4 separate regions of the Mus musculus genome follow, and regions 1, 2 and 4 are each linked to region 3. Evidence: chromatin loops called from intact Hi-C (ENCODE). Cell type or tissue: left cerebral cortex. All regions are shown on one strand.

Region 1 (5,000 bases), 580 kb before region 3:
CAAAGAGCTTTGTAAGTTACTACTATAAATTCTTTTAGATTTACTTTATGTCTTTGAGTATACTGTCTAAATGTATGTCTGTGCATGATGGTGCTTGCCTGGTAGGTGCCAGCAGGGGTCAGAAGACAGTATTGGATCTCCCAGAACTGGAATTAAAGTGGGGTGGGCTGTAAGCTTCATATGGAGATCATGAATCAAGCCCGGGTCCTCTTTGAGAGCAACCAACACTCTTAACCCGAGCCATCGCTCCAGCCTCCTACTGTAAAAAAACAATTCGAGACAGGGTTTCTCTGTAGCCCTGGCTGTCCTGGAACTCACTCTGTACACCAGGCTGGCCTCGAACTCAGAAGTCCTCCTGCCTCTGCCTCCCAAGTGCTGGGACTAAAGGCGTGTGCCCCCACTGCCTGGCAGTTGTAAACCTTTTAAAATGTACAATCTTTGCTTCCCAACCACTTAAGTTACTACTGAAAATGACCCCAATGTTGTCAACAGAGGGGGCAAAACCTCTGCACCCTTGTTTTGTTCTGGAGAAGTATTTTTATTATTCTCAAGTATGTATATGTGTGTCTGGGGGTATGTGTGCATGAATGCAGATGTCTTTGGAGGCTGGAGGGATCAGATACCTGGGAGCTGGTATTGTGAACCTCTTGATGTGGGTGGTGGGAACTGCACTTAGGTCTCCTCCAGGATGATCTGCAGTATACAGTCTTAAACCACCAAGCCTCTTCTCTCTAGCCTCATGTGTACTTGTTTTTAATGACACAGTAAGGAAGACTAACGCACACCTTGCTCTGTTAAGAGCAGGGAATTGGGTGCTGCAACATTGTCATGTATCTACTGTTCCTGTACTGACTCTTCAGTACAGGTAAATATGATTATCCTTCCAGTTAAAACAGAAAGATTCTCTTATCCAGTGAGATATTACTCATTTGCACTGATGTACAACATTGGTCTGTACCTCCAGAAAATAGGGAGCACCTCTCATCTGCAGAGCGGGCAGGGCATCTCACTGACCCTGTCACCTACCCAGAGCGGGCAGGGCATCTCACTGACCCTGTCACCTACCCAGAGCGGGCAGGGCATCTCACTGACCTTGTCACCTATCTGACAGAGGTACTCTGCTTTTGCCATCATTGCATCTCGAATTTCACTTTCTCCCAGATTCTTCTCTGCATCCTCCAGCTCCTCATCCAAACGTTTCAACTCTTCTTCGTTTGCTTTCTTCATTTTACTCAGGAGATCCACGTCCATCTGCCAGTCGAGGGATTTACACAAGGCTTCATAATAAGGAGCCATATCTAAAAGCCACAAATCACGCATTATGAGGTATCCTGTTAGCTTCTGCTCGCTTTTCCCACCCCACCGAAGGTCAGCTAGCAGACGCCTCCCAACTATGGGCCTGGGTAGCACGGCTAAGGTTTGAAGCTGGGAGCCTGCTTGAGAGCCGATCTTAGCAGGTCTGATCGCGACTAAGGCCAAGGGGAAGGGAATCGAATCCTCAGTTTGCTCTGGTCGGCTCCTGTTCCAAAGGAGTCCTCATGTCAGGGAAAGGACACCGATTCGACTCGACTACTAGGGACAGAACCCTGACTGTCCCTTGGCCGGCAGCTAAACACCGACAGGCATCACTAAAGCCGCGGCGCCTTTGCCGGGAGTCCAGCCGCGACAAGCACCCGAGGCTTCCCTGGACGTCTCGCGGCGGGGAAGAACCCACTAAGGCAAGCAAGCCCCTCTCGGGTCCAGGAGGCCTCCCTAGGGGTCTCCATGAAGCCTCGACCGGAGACGCCCGCCAGGCACCCCGACCGCCCCGCCTAGGCCGCTGACTCGGCGCTCGCTGGCCTCACTGTTTTCCCGGACGGCCGCCATCAACTCCTCGCGCACCGCCGCGTCCCCGCGGTGCTCCGGCAGGCTAAGCAGAAACCGCAGCTGCGCGATGCGCAGGTCGGGGTTCTTGGGCAGTCCCTCTTCTTCTAGGTTTTCTAGCGGCATGGCTACAGCACAGGAGCCGGCTGACAGAACCAAGCACAGCCCTGGGCCACCAGCGGAAGCAGGAGGAGTCGTCACAGGTTCCCCAGAGCCGCCAGTCTGACTTCCGGTCGCGTCTCTGGCTCCGCCGCCCGCAGCGTCCCCTGCTGGACATCGGCGGGAGCACCTGGCGCTGTCCCCTTTTTCTTTAGGTCAGAGTTGGGCCCAACTTTCATTTCTTGAGTATCTTTTTTTCTTCCTTTTTATATAATATTTGCAACGGATAGGATCTGGAAATCCGCCAACAGTTTTAAAATATAACACAGATGAGAAAAACAATAAAAACAGTTTTCCAGGGACATCTTTGTTTCAATACTCTTGAACTAGGGAGAGATTCTTTTGGTCCAGATTGTAGACAAACAAACTGGAACATAGCGAGATTTGAAAAGTGGCCAGCTAAGGTTACACACCAGCTACATGACAAGGCCTGTGTAGAACCTATCTTCCTTACATTTAAAATCCACATTCTTCCCTATTCTAAGAAAAGAGTACCCCGTGTTTCCAATTATTAATTCAGTGATTTACATTATTTTTGTGTGCACATGTTGGAGGAGTCTTCAGAATGGGTAATGGTCTATAAATCCTACTGTGTGACACAATGAGAAATGTCCCACTGAGTTTCAATATTTGACCACATGGTCCCCATTGGTGGTGCTGTTTGGACACCTTAAGGAACCATAAAAAGGTGTAAACCCTGCTTTAGGCAGTCGCTCACTGGGGTAGGTTTGAGAATTTCTGACCTCACCCCATTTCCAATTCTTTCTATGTTCTCTCTGTGTGGTTGAAGATGTGATCTCCCAGGTTCTTGTTCCAGCCTGTTTCTATGCCCCTGCCACTACTAAGGACTCTCAGAAAGTGCAAACCAAATTAGACTCATGAGCTGCTTTGGTCATGGCGTTTTATCACAGCAAGAAAAAGTAACTAGTAAACCCACTGCACGGACTTTCTGTCCTTTGCTTTTGTTAGGCCCTGCAATTGTGATGACTGTAATCTGCTACCCCGAGAGAATCTCAACACAGAGACTTATCTTACCACAGAGACTTAAAGCCAGGATTTGCATCTCAGTTGTTGAATTCCTACTAGAAGTTTACCTTTGAACACAAGCTCAACTTCTACTGCAGTGGATCTTTTATGCTGGCCCAAAATTCTTCTGGGTTCTGAAATATGATGTCCCATGAAGGATGTGTGGATCCAGGTATCACACTCTATGTGATGGTTACCATATGTCTGACTTTTGGAACAGTACAACACAAGGATGTGCTAGAATTGGTGCTATTTTATGTTATCAGAATGTTATAACTTTGTATGGAAACTGATCATCAATCCTTTCAAGAAAGATTCTGTAGGAAGCATCCTAAGACATTCATGAATGGGTTTAGGGCAAGAGGAACTAGAGCTTTAAATCAAGCCCAGTATAGAGATATTTCAAGACTGGGTTCATACTATGCATGAAATACGAATACACTAGTGTCCATAATTCACTTGTAAACAAAAAATGGGTTTATTTATTTATTAATCATCCCATTCATTTACATCTCAAATGATATCTCACTTCCGAGTAACCCTTCCACAAGCCCCATCCCCCATCCCATATCTGCCCTCTTTTCCTTCCCCTTTGCCTCTATGAGGGTGCTCTTCCAACCCCACCTACCCTCTCCTACCCACTGATCCAGTGTATAGTGTCCTGTACACGCCTTGGTTTGTAGTCTAGTCCCTGGGAGCACTGGGTGATCCAGTTGTTCTTTCTATGGGGTTGCAATCCCCCTCTGCTCCTCCAGTCCTCCCACCAGCTCCCCCACCTAAGTTCCTGAGCTCAGTCTGATGGTTGGCTCCAAGCATCCACATCTGCATTGATAGGTTGCTGGCCTAAACTCCCAAGCAACTTCCTGTCAGCAAGCACCTCTTAACCACAGCAACAGTGTTTGGTGTCTGCAGACAAGATGGACCCCCAGGTGAGGCAGTTCTCAGATGGCCTTTCCTTCAGTCTCTGCTCCATTTTTGTCCCTGTTCTTCCTTTGAACAGGAACATTTCTGTGTTAAAAACTCTGAGATGGGTAGGTGGTCCCTTCCCTTGGCTTCGGGCTGTGCTTATCTACTGGAGGTGGTCTCTACAAGTTCTATCTGCTCCTCTCTGGGCTTTTCCGATAATCTCATACCCCCTGGGTGCTGGGGCCCTCTCCTTTCCATGGAGTCTGGGAATCTCCAGTGGCTATCCCCAGTTCCTCATCCCCTACTGCTACATGTTTTTATTCCATTTCCTAACCCTCTGTATCTTTCTCCCATCCTCTCTAGTACCTGATACTGCCCACCTTGTTTTCTCCCCCTCCTCTCTCCTCCCCAGATCCCCCCTCCCTCCACATCCCACGATCATCCTCTTTCCGACTCAATGCAGGACTGAAGCATCCACACCCTGATCTTCCTTCCTCTTAAGTTCCATATGGTCTGTGGGTTGTGTCACAGGCATTGTGAGCTTTTGGGCTAATATCCACTTATCAGTGAGTGAATGCCATATGTGTTCTTTTGTGTCCGGGATACCTCACTCAGGATGATATTTTCTAGTTCCATCCATTTGCCTGAGAATTTCATGAAGTCATTGTTTTTAATAGCTGAGTATTACTCCATTCTGTAAATGTACCACATTTTCTGTATCCATTTTTCTGTTGAGGGACATCTGGGTTCTTTCCAGCTTCTGCCTATTATAAATAATGTTGCTATAAACATAGTAGAGCATGTATCCTTGTTATATGGAGCATCTTTTGGGTATATGCCAAGGAGTGGTATAGGTGGGTCCTCAGGTAGTATTATGTCCAATTTTCTCAGGAACCACCAGACTGATTTCCAGAGTGGTAATACTAGCTTGCAATCCCACCAACAATGGAGGAGTGTGCTTCTTTCTTCACATCCTCACCAGCATCTGCTGTCACCTGAATTTTTGATCTTAGCTATTCTGATTGGTGTGAAGTAGAATCTCAGCA
Region 2 (5,000 bases), 360 kb before region 3:
CTGTCTGCGGCAGGACGTCACGCCCGCTCGCCCGTGACTGACGGGAACGACTTCCAGTTTCATTTTTTTTTTTTAATAAACGAACGCGATGACGCGGCCGGCGTGGCCGTGGCCGCCCATCACCCGCAATCGCGGTCATCCTCCCGCCTCAGCTCCGTCCATCCCTCCCGCGTGACTCCCGAGGCCCCGCCCCGCCCCCACTATCTCAGGAAGTTGCTCAATCTCGGGACCATGGGCGCGGTCGGGGCGGGGCGGGGCCTCTGGGGTCACGGGCAGGGTCGCAGTCCTCTGCCCTGTAAGCAGTTCCGACCCCCAGACCCCCGAGGACAGGAACGGACGCCGCCAGCGCCGTGGGCGCCACTCAGGTCCGGTCCGCGGGGTGGGCGGGGGTGGGCGGGGTCAGGGGGCGGGGCCTCGGCGGTCATCCCCCTGCCTCCGTCCTTCCTTCTGCTCACTGCCATCATTCCTGGCCTCAGATCCTCACTCACAGGCATTCCCCAGCCGTCGCTCCCTCCCTCTCTGCTTTTCTGTGTCCATCGTGATTATCCCCCTGCCTCAGAAACTAACTCGTGGTCATCCCCCTGCCTCACACTGTTTACTCGCGGGCGTCTCCCTGACTCCGTCCCTCCTTCCGCTCACTTGCCAGCATCCTCCAGCCTCCGTTTCTGCTTCCGGTCACCGCTGCCATCCCTCTGCCTTGTCATCTGCACTGATGGACATGCTCCTGCCTCATGCTGTTCACTCCTGGGCATACCCATACCCCTGCCTCGCGATGTGACACTGGGGACAGTGAAGCTGAGGCAGGGGGATAACCGCGAGTGAGCAGCTGAGGCAGGGGAATGACCGCAATGGACCATGACAGGAACCAGAAGCATCGTGAAGGGGTCGGGATCAGGAGGTGGAGTCCGCTTGCGCCCCGGCCCCGCCCCTCACGCCCCGGCCCCGCCCCCAGGCCTCCGAGGCTCCAGCCCCGCCCTCCTATCATGGCCGCCAACCTGTGGCTCATCCTGGGGCTCCTGGCATCCCACTCTTCAGATCTGGGTAGGTGTCTTCATGGGGCAGGGCCTATGCTCGGGCCACGCCCCCCACTTCCTGTCGGTCGGGGCCCCACCCCCGGGTGTCTCACAAGACTCAGGCCCAGCCCCCTGGCGAAGGATGGTGTCACCTGTCAGTCACCCAATGCCCCATCCACCCGGTTCCTGTCCTGTTCTGTGACTTCATCCAGGTGTCAATCAGAGCTCTGGTCCCACCCCTTTGCTTCCTCTCCCAAACCTTACTTCCTGTCACGAAGGATGATGTCATTCTCACCCCCAGATGTCAATCAAAACCCAAATCCCGCCCCCTAAGCTCTTCCCTTCTTGTTGGCCTGTCCCAGCTCCGGGTGTCAATCTCAGCTCAAGCCCTGCCCACTAACTTCCTGTCATGGCGAATGAAGTCATCTCTGCACCCCCCCTTGTCAATCAAGGCTCAGGCCACGCCCACTGATGGTGGATGCCATCATCATCCTGGTCGAAGACATCACTAAGAGAGGCCCCGCCCCATCGCTTTCTGTCATAGGGGACCAATGATGTCACCTAGGGACATGTCACTTGCCTCTCATGTCATCTGGGTGTCAATCAAAGCCTAAGTCCCGCCCACTTCCTTTCTTTTCCACCCCCTCACTTCCTGTCACGGAGAATGGTGTCAATCAAAGCCCAGGCACCTCCCACAACTGTGGATGATGTCACCTGTCACTCAAGCCCCACCCCACCTCCCCTTGACAACAGCTGCGGTCCGTGAGGCTCCACCCACTGCTGTGACCACGCCCATCCAGAACCTGCATATCGACCCCGCCCACTACACACTGAGCTGGGACCCCGCCCCCGGCGCTGACATCACGACAGGGGCTTTTTGCAGGAAGGGCAGGGACATCTTTGTCTGGGTGAGGGGCAAGCCCTGGTTGGTGGGCGGAGTTGGCTGTCAGTCATCCAGGGTGTGGGGCTTGGGTGGGTAGGGATCTCCACACTGTCCGTCATCCTGGCCATGCCCACTTTCTGCTGTGAGTCACTCTAGGCCCCACCCACCAGTCACTTCCTGCCACGCCCACCAGCATTCCATGCCTTGCCATGCCCACTTCCAGTCTTATTCCTGCCCCCAGCACAAACTTCTCACCATGCCAATCATTCCAGACTCCGCCCCTACCACCCATCCGGCCCTGCCCTCTGCTTCCTCTTCTGCCTGTCAGTCACTTCAGGCTCTGCCCAGTCACTTCTTGTGCAAATTTATGCAGAGATGAGCAGGGGGAGAAAACCTATGATGTCATCTGGGTGTATGCAAATTTGGTCCAGCAGAGCTGAGACTTCAGGACCCACCCACCCCAGGTGGAGTTAGGCAAATTTATGAAGGCTAGAACATGATGTCATCTGGGTTTATGCAAATAAACTCAGATGGAACCATGATGTTATGCAAATCCATGCAGATTTATGCAAAGCCCATGATCAGGGCCTGTGGATATTTATTCAAATGAAATTCAAATTTATGCAAGTTCATACAAATTAATGCAAATTAGTGCTGGCCCTACCACTCACCCCAAGTATGGGTGACCCCTGCTGACGCCGACATGCAGGTTGACCCCAGGTGACCCCGCCCCTCACACTGACCCTGCCCTGCCCCCTGACCTCTGTGACCCCGCAGGCTGACCCCGGGCTTGCCCGCTGCTCATTCCAGTCGCTCTCCCTCTGCCATGTGACCAACTTCACCGTCTTCCTGGGGAAGGACAGGGCTGTGGCAGGATCCATCCAGTTCCCCCCAGATGATGGTGGGTGAGGCCCCGCCTCCGTGACCCCCACGTGACCCATGACACCTGGGTTGGCCCCCCCAAGAACCAACTGTGACCCCTAACCCTAGCTGTGACCCTATGATGCCAGGTGTGACCTCTGATCCCATGTGTGACCAGGGGTCCTACCCTGGCCCCAGCCCATGACCCTTGACCCCAGGGTGCGACCCCTGCTCCCAAATCTTACACCTGACCCCAACATGGGACCCCAACCCCGTGTGTGACCCCTGACCCTGTCCCCTCCATCATGACCGCAGTGACCCCATCCCAACCCCCACAGATGGCGACCACGAGGCCGCAGCCCAGGACCTGCGCTGCTGGGTGCATGAGGGGCAGCTGAGCTGCCAATGGGAGCGGGGTCCGAAAGCAACGGGTGACGTGCACTACCGGATGTTCTGGCGTGATGTGCGGTGGGTGTTAGGGGTCACGGGGGTCAAGGGTGGGGTCGGGAGGTCACTTCTTGTCCTCACTTCCTGTTCTGTGAGGCCTCTGACGTCACTTCCTGTTCTCACTTCCCAGGTGGTGCAGGGTTGGGGAGGTGTTCTGGCCACATCTTGGGTGGGCGGGGCCATGGCTTAAAAGGGCAGGGTCGTGAGGTCACCTTTGATGATGTCACTTCCTGTGTTCATTTCCAGGTGGGCAGGGCCTCTTGTGTCACTTCCTGTCCTTATTTTTCGGGAGGCGGAGCCTATGACATCACTTCCTGTGCTCTAGTCTTTTTGGTTGGAGCCTCAGATCATTTCTGAATGAGCATGGTCTATGACATCACTTTCTTACTGACTTCATGTTCTCCATGGCCTCTGAGGTCACTTCCTGTCCTTACTTCCTGTTGGGGGTCTTTATGGAGCTGTGACATCATTTCCTGTACTTTTTTTCCCCTGGTAGGTGGAGCCTCTCCAAGAACTGATGACATCACTTCCTGTGCTTGCTTCCTCTTTGGGGCTTAATGTCACTTCCTGTCATCATATTTCGGTGGGCGTGGCCTCTGGGTGTGACTTCACTTCCTGTGTCACTTCCTGTGCCCGCCTCTGGGCCTCTGACTTCTCTTCCCGACCCCTGTCCCTGCCACCAGGCTCGGTCCTGCCCACAACCGCGAGTGTCCACACTACCACAGCCTTGATGTCAACACCGCTGGCCCCGCCCCTCATGGTGGCCATGAAGGCTGCACCCTTGACCTCGACACTGTCCTTGGCTCCACCCCCAACAGCCCTGACCTTGTCCCCCAGGTCACCATCACCGTCAACGGCAGTGGCCGCGCTGGCCCCGTGCCCTGCATGGACAACACTGTGGACCTGCAGCGCGCAGGTGAGGGCCTACTGTACATGTGCTGGGGGGACCTGGAACGGGTGGGCCCACTGAGTGCCCGGGGCTCAGTCAGGCCTACTATGCACCCATTGAACCCGCTGTGCACCTGGCCCAGCCTCCTGCATGGGGTTGTGGGTAAACTCAGTGTGCACGCAGACAACATGCTTGCAGGGAGCATGGTTGGACCCACTGTGTGCAGCGCAGCGCCCCATACAAGCCTTGGTAACAACTGGATCTACGCTGTCTGTGGGTTGTGTTCAGGGCACAGGTAGACTTACTGTGCACAACAGTGGATCTAGTGTGTGCACCCAGCATCCCTTCATGCTTGGGGTGGCAGGCAGATGCACTATGCACTAACATGCGTCGCCCTACTGTGTGCACACCCTGCCCTGACTGCCCAACCCTGGTCCCCGCCCCCAGAGGTCCTGGCCCCGCCCACGTTGACAGTGGAGTGCAACGGCTCTGAGGCCCATGCCCGATGGGTCGCGCGGAACAGATTCCACCATGGCCTCCTTGGGTACACCCTGCAGGTCAACCAGGTGCGGGGTGAAGCAGAGGGGATGACCGCGGGAGTGAGGCAGGGGAATGACCACAAGTGAGTGTGAGTGTGAGTCAGGGGGATGACCGCAAGTGTTCGATGCTAAGCCCTGCCCTCTTCCCCTGCCCCCAGAGCTCCCGCTCAGAGCCACAGGAATACAATGTGAGTTGGGGTCTGTGGTGGGCGGGGCTTGTGGTATGGGTGTGGCAGTGGCAATGACATCACAGAGGCCCTGCCCACCCAGGTCTCCATCCCCCACTTCTGGGTCCCCAACGCTGGTGCCATCTCCTTCCGGGTCAAGTCGAGGTCAGAGGTTTACCCTCGGAAGCTCAGCAGCTGGAG
Region 3 (5,000 bases):
GGTTGTGAGCCACCATGTGGTTGCTGGGATTTGAACTCAGGACCTTCAGAAGAGGAGTCAGTGCTCTTAACCACTGAGCCATCTCTCCAGCCCTTCACTTCTCTTTCTTTACTGACATCTTTTAAAATTATAGTGAGGTATTAGAATGGTACAAAAGAAATCTACATAGTAGAACCCCGAGTTACTTATTTCTACAAGTCTCCACTTCTTTTATCTGTAAAATGGGAACATAACACTATCCTACTCTATTTGGTGTGGTTATATAGAATGATATAATCTGAGTAATTTATAAAGAAAAAAAAATTCTCACAGCTCTGAAGATGGTGGGAGGACTGCATTTCATGAGAGAGACTTCTTCCTGTCTACCCGAATCTGAGAGCAGAAGGTCTGATGGACATTTGTGAGAGAGCAAGGGACACCTTTGCAGTTCCAGACCCATGGTTTATAATGTGCTCATGAACTCCTAAAGGCCTTGTGTCCTAAATACCCAACACCATTGCATTGGGGATTAAGTTTCCAATACAGTTTTTTAGGGGACACAGTCAAATCACACACAAATATACTTTATAGTATTGTGTGGATTAAAGAGGGGCCATATTTGCAAAATGTCACTGTCTGTAATTCTAGATCTTTTCAAATGGTAGCTGTTATTAATGGAAGCACACCTGTTCTTGGACAGTCGTGTGTGAGCCTGCCCTGTACCTCTCTGGGAAATTTAGAACAAAGCCAGGAGGGGTCTGGGACCCAAAGCAGTACCCAGTACACTTTGCTATTTATTGATAATGGGTTAGGGATGAGTCTTGACCTGATGATAAGTATTTCCTTTCATAATCGAATTTAGATTTTCTCAGCTCAACCTTTTATTGTCTTTTTTTTTTTTTTTTTCTTGAGACAGGGTTTCTCTGTGTAGCCCTGGCTGTTCTGGAACTCACTCTGTAGACCAGGCTAGCCTAGAACTCAGAAATCCTCCTGCCTCTGCCTCCCAAGTGCTGGGATTAAAGGCGTGCGGCACCACTGCCCGGCTCTTTTATTGTCTTTATCAACAACCTGTTAACAATAGTGATAAGCACACCACAAGTGACACACCTTCACAGAGGGACAGAAATGTATTTAATCCTTCAATGTCCATTTGTGATGGAGACCATCACCTCCACACCCAGGTAGATAGTAGACAAGCACCCTACCTATAGGGTCGACCCAAGAGTGGGACAGGTTGTGGAACTAGGCCAGTGCAGGGAGTGCACTAGGCAAGTTGCTAAATGTATCCCCTCTTTTACAGGGTCCACGATAGAGTTACCTCTAGGAGAGAAACTTGCAGAGGCAGAGAATGAATCTGGCGTCGTCCTGTTTCTCTCCTGCTTGTAAAACACGTGGTGAGGAGCTGAATGGGGTGATGACCCCATTCCACTTCGAAAGTCTGTAGAACTTCCGATTCGAAAAACCGAGTTCCACTCTCAGCCTCGGTCAATTAAGTCTTTACAAAGAGGGGCGGGGCCTCCGGGAAACTGACCTGGGGGGCGGGGGAGGCGACAGACCCTTCCGAGCTGCTGATTGGCTGATACGAATGTCTGTCTTCTTTTGTCTCCGCCCTACCTCCAAGCCCCTTAGCCACTGGAGGCGGTCGCTCGACGCCGGACCTGGTGCCTAACAGGCAGGGGGCGTGCTCCGGGGGGGGCGTGCCGGAGCGCGCCCCGCCCCCGCCCCCGCCCCCGCCCCCCAGCCCCGCCCCCCGCCCCGCCCCCGCCCGGGCGCCGCTGCCTCCTCCGCGCCGCGTCCTCTGCCCGTCTCAGTCCTCGCGGCACGCCGTTGCCTCTCTCTCCCGGAGAACGTCCCGCGCTCGCAGCGGTCGCCGCACTCCGGGGCCAGCTCTCGGCGGCCAGCGCTCCGCACAGGGTCTCCCTCCGCGTGCCCGTCTCTGCTGCGGTCGCGGCCTCTCAGAGCTCCGGGGCGGGCCATGGAGGCAGACGGGGCCGGCGAGCAGATGAGACCGCTACTCACGCGGGTAAGGAGCGGGGAGGCCGAGGCCCGCAGACAAAGGCGGCGTCGCGGCGGGGCTGCCGGCGGCCTATGCTGGCGGCCGCGCGCCGCCGTCGCCTTTGTGTGGCGGGGGTCGCAGGGGACGGCCGGCTTCGAGCCCTCGGGGACGCCTCTCCCGAGGACGCGTGTCCGCCGCCGCAGTGCCCGGCTCTCAGACGCGCGGCTCCGGGAGCCGTGTTCTCCCGCCGCGTGGACGCTGCCGTCCTTCAGCCCAGGCTGCTGTTCCTGCCGCCGCCGCCGCCTTCAGCCTGTGGCCGGAGTCGGGACCGGCCGTCGGGGCCGGCGCTCTGTGGCGTGTTGGGTCGCAGGCCCAGGAGAAGCACCGTGAGTGCAGTGTCCTCCTCCGGGCTCCATAGAAAGAGAATGGACCGAGAGAGACCCCAGTGCTCTGCGCCGCGCGTCCCCAGTCCAGCCGATCCCGCTTTCCCAGTGCAAGCAGCCTGAGTAAGGGCGGACTTGGGACGCGCAGAAACTGGGCTCTCATTTAAACGGGGGAGGGGGCGGGGGGCACACAAGTGGCCCGTTCTCTAGAAACAGGAACGTGTATGTGCCCTACAGAAGAAACTGCTTTCTCCTTTCAGAGTCTCTGACTCAAAGGATGTGGTGGTACTAATTTTCCTACTTCCAATTTTTACTCTGACCAGTGAAATGGGAGGGAAGGTTGCAGGGATGAATTTTCCAGTCTTTTCAAAACAAGGAAAAGGACATTTTGCCGGTTTTTTTTTTTTTTTTTTTTTTTTTTTGGTAGAATTTTCCTTAAGGCTCCCTCCTCTCGTTACTTTAAAAGTTATTGTGGAGGCCGTGGGCGGTGATCATTCATTACTTCACAGTATTCAAATATAAACTCTTTAAATATAAAGGAAAACTTCGGTCTTAAGACTGTGAAGTTCTGTAGTGGTTATGGGTTTGATGGGTCACAGTGATGAAGTACTGGAAACTCCTTAGGATTCTTTTTATGGCCTTTGAATGAACCTTCAGGACCTTCTCCAAGACTATCTGTCAAATACACTGTTGCTTGTTCTTAACCTTATTTGCACATTTTCAGCTGAACAGTAAACAGTATCAGTTTTCATAAACCTGGGTAAAAATGTTGTATTCTCTATCACAGTCTATTTAGGCAGAAGTCGTCATACACAGTAAGGCTATTGCCATTCATCCGTCCATCCATCCATTCATCCATCCATCCATCCATCCATCCATGCATGCATTCTGTGCAGTAGCTTATTGAGAACTTATTCTGTAGTGTCCAGAGTAGAAGCACTTTTTTCCGATAGAAGCTTCATTCAGAGGGGTGTGGGTGTGTGTCTACAATAAGGGACAGGATAGGGGACAAACAGATGGCAAGGAACTCAGTTCTGGTATTAGTACCATGATAGGAGAGTATTTTGGAAGGTCATACACCCTAAGTCTTTGGGAGAATAAAACTTGGCAATAATAAACTTACAGAAAGTAATAATAGAAATAAGGGGCTGGAGAAACGGCTCTGTTGTTAAGATCATTGGCTGCTCTTTCATAGGACCCAGGTTCATTTCCCAGCACCCACTTGGCAGCTTACAACTGTTTGTACTTCCTCTTCCAGGGGAGATACACCTTCATACAGACATACATGCAAGCAAAACAGCAATACAAAATAAATTATAATACAGAAATAAAATTGCTTCTAGTCTGGAAGCAGCAGTGACAATAGGTTAAAATAGTGGAGAGCGTTCTGCTTTTTGGAAGGTGGAAACATGCTCACTTTACTTTGGTAAGTGAAAACATAAAAATGAGATACTGTGATGTTTGTCAATTATAACTAACTTACTTTCTTTCTTTCTTTCTTTCTTTCTTTCTTTCTAGACAGGAACCCACATCGTCCCCAAGCAGGCCTCAACCTTGCTACAATCCTTCTGTTTTAGCCACACTAGTGCTTGCATTATAGGCATGAGCCACTATGTCTAGCGCTCAGTTGCAACTTTTACTTCACAATAGACTGGCCTAGCCAAAAGAGTTGACTAAAATTCATATTTATATACCACCTTAAGTTTATAATTATGCAAAAATATTTGAGTAGCCGTTATGTTGGAGGCCACTTATATTACTTTGTAGATGGAGCCCATCTCTCATAATTTAGTATTATGATTTCTCACTGACCATAGCATTGGAAGGAAAACTTTACCTCACATTATCTTTTGTTTTGAGGGATTGAACTGGGTGAGGGGGAGGCTTATCTATGCTAGGCTTGGCTGCAACATTTGTTTTGCATTAATAAAAATGTCACCATTGTAGGTTTGATTTGGAATTTATCAAAATCTTATTTTTTTAATGTTGGATAAGTAGTTGTTAGTCATGTTTTCTAGTGTAGGTTGTAGCATATAGTACCAATTCTCTAGTTTTAGCAAAGAAGCTTTCTTTTGAGCATTTTGAGAATGTCCCATGAAAAGGTTGCTTCTCTGATTTCTTTCATTTTATAGGCTTTCTCTTTCTCTCTTTCTCTCTTTCTCTCTTTCTCTCTTTCTCTCTTTCTCTCTTTCTCTCTCTCTCTCTCTCTCTCTCTCTCTCTCTTAAGGGAAGATTTCCCTGTGTGTTTGAGGCTGATTTTGAATTCACTACATAACACAGACTGGCATCAAAGTTGCATCAACTTCTTGCTACCACTTCAAATGCTGGAATTATAGGCATGTTTCACTTTACCCAGCTTCACCTTATAGATACTAAGTATCTCATGAATACTGGGTACTGGAAAATAGTCATACCAGGTAGATGGAGCCCTGCTTTCAGAGGGTTTATTTCAGCATGTTGGGTGAACATTTGCATTCAATTTGTGAATGCCAGTTAAAATATTTCATGATTCTGTTAAAAAAATATTTCTTTGGAAAAAAAAAGTAGGTATTTGGCTAGAAGGAATAAGATTCAAATAATCTAGTTTTTGTGAGTCTGTAAATATCCTCTTTTGGGGAACTGTGAGTTGCTTTCATTACTGA
Region 4 (5,000 bases), 71 kb before region 3:
ACACACACACACACACACATACACATACAAACACCATCAAACACATGCACAAACCCACATACCCCCAACACACACCACACACATTCCATACTATACACAAACACAAAAACACACACCCCACATATTACGAATACCACACATACATACCACACACATAAATTTACACAGACTCTGACAGCATGCACAAGACCTGCACAGATTCAAGCCAGACAAAAATCCCAGCGCTGACAAGGGGACGTGGACACTGTCACTGGCTATACCAATCATATTCTAGGGCAGGGCTCATGCACAAAAGTAATTGACCAACACAAAATGGACTCTGTGTGTGTGTGTGTGAGGAGTGTGTGTGGGAGAGAGAGGAGAGAGAGAGAGAGAGAGAGAGAGAGAGAGAGAGAGAGAGAGGTGAGAGCGCCCACGTTCAAATTGGCTCTTGTTTTTTGTTTTGTTTTACTGTTCATTATTTTATGTTTTTCTTTTTTAGTTATCTTTGACTTTCATTTTGTTTTGTTTTGTCTTTTGAGAAAGAGAGAACATGAAGTTGGGTGGTAGGGAGGTGGGCAGGCTATCTGGGATGGATTGGGGAGGGAAAAGAATATGATCAAAATATACTGTGTAAAAAGATTTCAATAAGAAGGAAGAATGAAAACATGTGTTGGGGTGGAGAGCTGTGTACTCAGTCCACATCCTATAAGGGAAGGGGAGCCTGAGTTTGGATCTCAAGACTGGAGAGCTTCCGGCTCACTGAGAGACCCTGTCCCAAAGAACTGAGGTGGAAAGCAGTCAAGGAAAGCCTTCCAGTATCTATCTCTGGCCTACCTACCTGAGCATGTACAGGTGCTATATAGTACACATGTGCATGCTTGGGAAATGGGGGTCTCAGTGACAGACGAGAAATAGTCAGGAGATTGACTAGAAACACCCAAACTCAAGGCCAGCCTAAGCTATACATATTGAGATCCTGTCTCCAAAATAGTAGTAGTAGTAGTAGTAGTAGTAGTAGTAGTACCACCAAACAAGTAGAGGACAAGTCTAAGGAAACCAGAAACTGATCTAAGAAGCAAATACAATCCTTGGGGTTGGAGATGGCTAGGTGGTGGAGACGCCTCTGCAGGGAGCTTCCACCTGTGAAGGAGCTTGTAGCATGGCTTGTGACTCCTCGGGAAGGAAAGAAGGACTAGAGCTCTCAGGGTTTGTTTCCCCAGCAGCCCATTTCTTCCTGCTCTGCCCCACCTCCTAATTTACTGTGGAGCCTCCCTTCCCCCAAGCTATCAGCTCGAAATGAATATGGGAGCCTGTAGGGTTCACATCCAAGCCAGGGCGCCAGCTAAACCTCCCCTCCACAGACAGACTCTATCAACTGGCTTGGAAGATAGCAATTATCATTCATCTGCCTTTTAACTGTACAGCTCGGTTGCTTCCGAACCTTAGAGAAAGCCAATGAGCAAGTTCAAGTCCTTTGTGTTTTCTCCTGAAAACACAAAAAAAGGTAAAAGAAACATTAAGCAGGACCCTCAGGATCCCATGGTTTAAATAACAGCTGGAATTTTCCATTTTCCTGCGGTAACCCATTGTTGCACGTGTGTGTTAAGTAACGTGTGAAACTAAGAAGAAACAGGGCAGGAGTGAAACAGATAGTGCCTACTGCAGGTAGGAACAAAAGCAACTTCCAAATCTCTTGGGGATATTTAAATATCATCCCAGTGTGAATGACTAACAAACACTGTGTCTCCTAAGCTAAGAATCACACCAACAATCAGGGAGACTTTGGAAGTCAAGCCAGCAAGACCTCCCGAACGCTTTTGCCCTTCTGACCTACACTTTTCTTCCTTCCCCAAGGAGACAGTGCCCACCCCCACAGCACAGCCCCGCCAAAGCACTGGGCCGGGGTGTGAGCTCGGAGCGGGTGCCCGTGTCTCCACTACTCAAGCCTGACTGTGGCCACATAGGCTCTGTCTGGCTCAGGAAGAGGAGTGAAAGGAAGAGGTCGCTCCATTCGGCTAGAGAGAGGGAGCGCACAGAAGTTAACCTCAGCTGCCTCGAATTACATCTGTCTACACATGTATGTCAAAAGCTGCTTAGAAATTAAGCGAGGCTAACTTCTCTTTATGAGTTCTCTTTCATCTCGGGAATTCAAAGCGTTTTGTCACAAAACCGTCATCTTTGGCATAAAAAAATGTAAATTCGAAGTTCAGGTCCTTTAAACTTTCGCGAAGCAGGGGTGGGGAGGGAGGTGGGGGGAGTGCTAAAATAAAAGTAATCCTTTTATCATTATAAGATCCAAGTAGCCAACAAAAGACCACACAGCCTGGAAAAAAAAAAAAAACCCCGCTTTAGATGAAAGGCCTCCACCTCCTCTTCTAAGGCATTCATCTAATTAAAATCACAATTAAGTCAAGGGGGCGAGAGCAGTGACTAAGACTCTAAAGCAGATGCGAAGCACTTTGACTCATACAGGATATGTTGGATTTTCTCGACATTTGGCAAAAGAAATTCGAGTCCTATCCACCCTTCTCTGACCCAGTAAACTCCCTCTCAGGGGCGGGGTGGCGAGGCTCTAAGGAGCCCACAGGTCCAGTGGTGCTGTCTACACATGAATTTTATAGTAAGGAAAACCTTGGAATCTCCCCGGCTCCGGCTTCTGAGTCATTCGTGGGTGTTTGTTTTTTGGGGCTCTGGCTTTGAGTCACCACCCTTCCTGCCGTTGCTCCTCTCAGTCGGGAGGGGGTGGGGGGTGCAATGAGTAAAAAGAAACAAATATCTGTGGCGTTTAGAAGTGGGACTTGGGCGTTGGTGGCTTGATTTTATACGTCCGCCTTTACTTTGAGATTCGCTCTTTCTTTGGTAAGTGTGTAAGATTTGAAAACTACAGCGGGAAAGAGGAAGAAGAGAGTTGAGAACGGCTGAGTCTTTTAAGGATGTGACCTAGGCAAGCGGAAAGAGTGGCCAAAGTAAAAATAGGTGGCTGTGGCTGGGGGGCTGGCAGGGCAGCCGAGTCCACAGTCCAAGCCCAACTGAGCCAGAAGCCTTCAGGGAGACCCGCAAAAGCTTTGAATTTCAGCCCAGTGGAATGTGGAGATTGAAATTTGAAACTGGGCCTTTTGTATGCAGCAGGAGACTGCCATTCCTAGCATAAATACATAGAAACATAATACAGCATAAATACAGGTGCCTGTACAGATACTTGGCTGAAATGTCTGGACCATGAAAACCAAGCCTGGGGCTTCTCAGCCTGACCACTGAGGAAGAAAAGAGTGTTACCTGCTCCCTCTCTCATTTATAGGAGAAAGCACCTCATCACCTCACTACAAAGAGGAAAACAGATAAACTTGGGGCTGTCTTCCTGGGGCATTGACATTTAAAAGTAAACAGAATCCATGTCTTGTTTTCTTGAGTTTGCTGTTTGTTTGTTTGTTTGTTTGTTTGTTTGTTTATATTCTCCGTGTATGGGTGTTTTGCCCAAATAGATGTCTAGTACAGAATGTGGAGAAACTGCTTCCTGTGGCCAGAAGGGGCGCTATATCCCCCTGGAACTGGAGTTACAGATAATTGACCCCCACCATGAGGATTCTGGGAAACAAACCTGGGTCCTCTGCAAGAACAAGAAGTGTTCTTAACTGCTGAGCTCTTTCTTGAGTCACACTGCCTTGTTTTTCAAGATAAGTATCTTAGGTTATTACAAATGAACTCCTGAACTAATTACTTTGTACACACATATATGTAAGAGACACTCAAGGCCTATTCCAAATCAACACACCTAATTGTGTCTTTGTGGCTAACAAACCTGTCTCTGGCTAACTTTATCTATCTGCTCTTTCCAGAATAATTCAGCTTGCATCTTACTTAATATTGAGTACACCTTCTCAGAAAGGGGACCAATGAGATAGTGTCAGATGTTATCACAGCAGCTCATTCTGCTCCTAAGTTCAATGTTTGGTATAGCTAAGAATCAAGCCTCTGGGGCGTGTCTCCCATGCTGGCTTGGTTCTTTAGCTATGAGCTACCTACCAAGTTGTACCAGACTCACATCACACCTCCTGCACAGCTGCCATGGAGCTTTTCAGGATAGACATTGATTATGAATCCTGTGGTCTCTTGCAAAAGCATAGTATTTGAAAGTGTGGTAGTCCTTTCTGTGCAGAAGAGGCCAGTTTCAGAGAAAAAAAGAAATGAGTTCATACCTCACAGATGAGATGACAAAGTGCTGCAAACTGGAGTTTATGTTTTTAAGTAAGGGCTGAGTGTGTATCTTAGTTGGTTAAATGCTTGCCTAGCATGTATGAAGTCTTCAGGTCAATCCCCAGCAGGCATGTTGACACATATCTGTAGACCCTGGACATAGGAGGACCAGAAGCCATCTTTCTACAAAGGGAGTTTGAAGCCACCCTAGGATTTATAAGACTTGGCCTCAAAAACTCAAATGGGGTTGAGAAGATAGCCCCAGGGTTAAGAGTACATGTGGCTCTTCTAGAGGACTTTATCACCCACCCAGACAGTTCATATGTGTCTATAATTCTAGCTCCAGGGGTTGCTCATTCTTCTGACATTCCCACATGTGACAGACACTGACACAGACATTCATACATACACATAAAGTAAAACAAATGTACAATCATTCCGTAATGTCTGGAGAGATCATAGATGGAATGTGCTTCCTGGGGGCTACTGTTGGGCCATATAGCAAGAACAAATCAGCTCTGCCCTTCAAGGAACTTGGCATCTTGTTAGAGGTATGGTTTGCCCTATTCCTCCAGAATTGAAATATCTAGTTCAGAGTGTTTCCACTCCCTATGAGAACTGAGCTGCTCAAAGCAGGGATATTGGTTTTGTTCACTGTTGTATCTAAGCACCTAGAATGGATCTTTGCATACATTGGTCTGGCATGGTGAATGTCTTAGTCTGTGTGATAAATACCGTGATTCTCTTGATCAATGTTCTATTGCCATGAAGAGACATCATGGCTATGGCAACTCATATAAAAGAAAGCATTTCATTGAGACTGG

The links. Peaks named below come from ENCODE experiments on the same cell type or tissue, not always from the same donor. Only the 100,000 strongest peaks of a DNase experiment are listed, where the experiment ranks them.
Region 1: a loop joins it to region 3, with 6 times the contacts of the local background. A loop is called at or near these places in 2 of 42 quality-filtered maps.
Region 2: it touches region 3 in a loop (2.8-fold over the local background); 13 of 42 quality-filtered maps call a loop at or near these places.
Region 4: it touches region 3 in a loop (2.1-fold over the local background); 12 of 42 quality-filtered maps call a loop at or near these places.

What each region holds. Positions count from the first base shown.
Region 1 is chr14:14,118,895-14,123,894 of GRCm38, forward strand. It overlaps Psmd6 (proteasome (prosome, macropain) 26S subunit, non-ATPase, 6), which reads right to left and starts at 2,051. Exons shown (of 8, transcript NM_025550.3): 1 at 1,845-2,051; 2 at 1,093-1,298. The coding sequence starts at 1,989. In left cerebral cortex, CTCF peaks have their summits at 104 (motif pointing right) and 2,139 (motif pointing left); a DNase peak (open chromatin) is centred at 2,072; H3K4me3 peaks cover 1,414 bases; H3K27ac peaks cover 892 bases.
Region 2 is chr14:14,346,148-14,351,147 of GRCm38, forward strand. It overlaps Il3ra (interleukin 3 receptor, alpha chain), which reads left to right and starts at 348. Exons shown (of 12, transcript NM_008369.1): 1 at 348-365; 2 at 863-1,041; 3 at 1,767-1,921; 4 at 2,674-2,797; 5 at 3,096-3,225; 6 at 3,888-4,120; 7 at 4,541-4,659; 8 at 4,791-4,820; 9 at 4,903-5,000. The coding sequence starts at 984. In left cerebral cortex, no CTCF peak of the experiment used is centred here; DNase peaks (open chromatin) are centred at 659, 1,483, 1,765, 2,298 and 6 more places; H3K4me3 peaks cover 923 bases; H3K27ac peaks cover 856 bases.
Region 3 is chr14:14,701,279-14,706,278 of GRCm38, forward strand. It overlaps Slc4a7 (solute carrier family 4, sodium bicarbonate cotransporter, member 7), which reads left to right and starts at 1,747. Exons shown (of 26, transcript NM_001360504.1): 1 at 1,747-2,002. The coding sequence starts at 1,955. In left cerebral cortex, CTCF peaks have their summits at 1,618 and 2,262; DNase peaks (open chromatin) are centred at 1,575, 1,931 and 2,273; H3K4me3 peaks cover 1,701 bases; H3K27ac peaks cover 817 bases.
Region 4 is chr14:14,630,696-14,635,695 of GRCm38, forward strand. No RefSeq gene overlaps it. Among named protein-coding and RNA genes, the nearest start is that of Slc4a7, 70 kb to the right of the region's middle. In left cerebral cortex, CTCF peaks have their summits at 2,727 and 3,512; DNase peaks (open chromatin) are centred at 1,933 and 2,679; H3K4me3 peaks cover 1,420 bases; H3K27ac peaks cover 1,071 bases.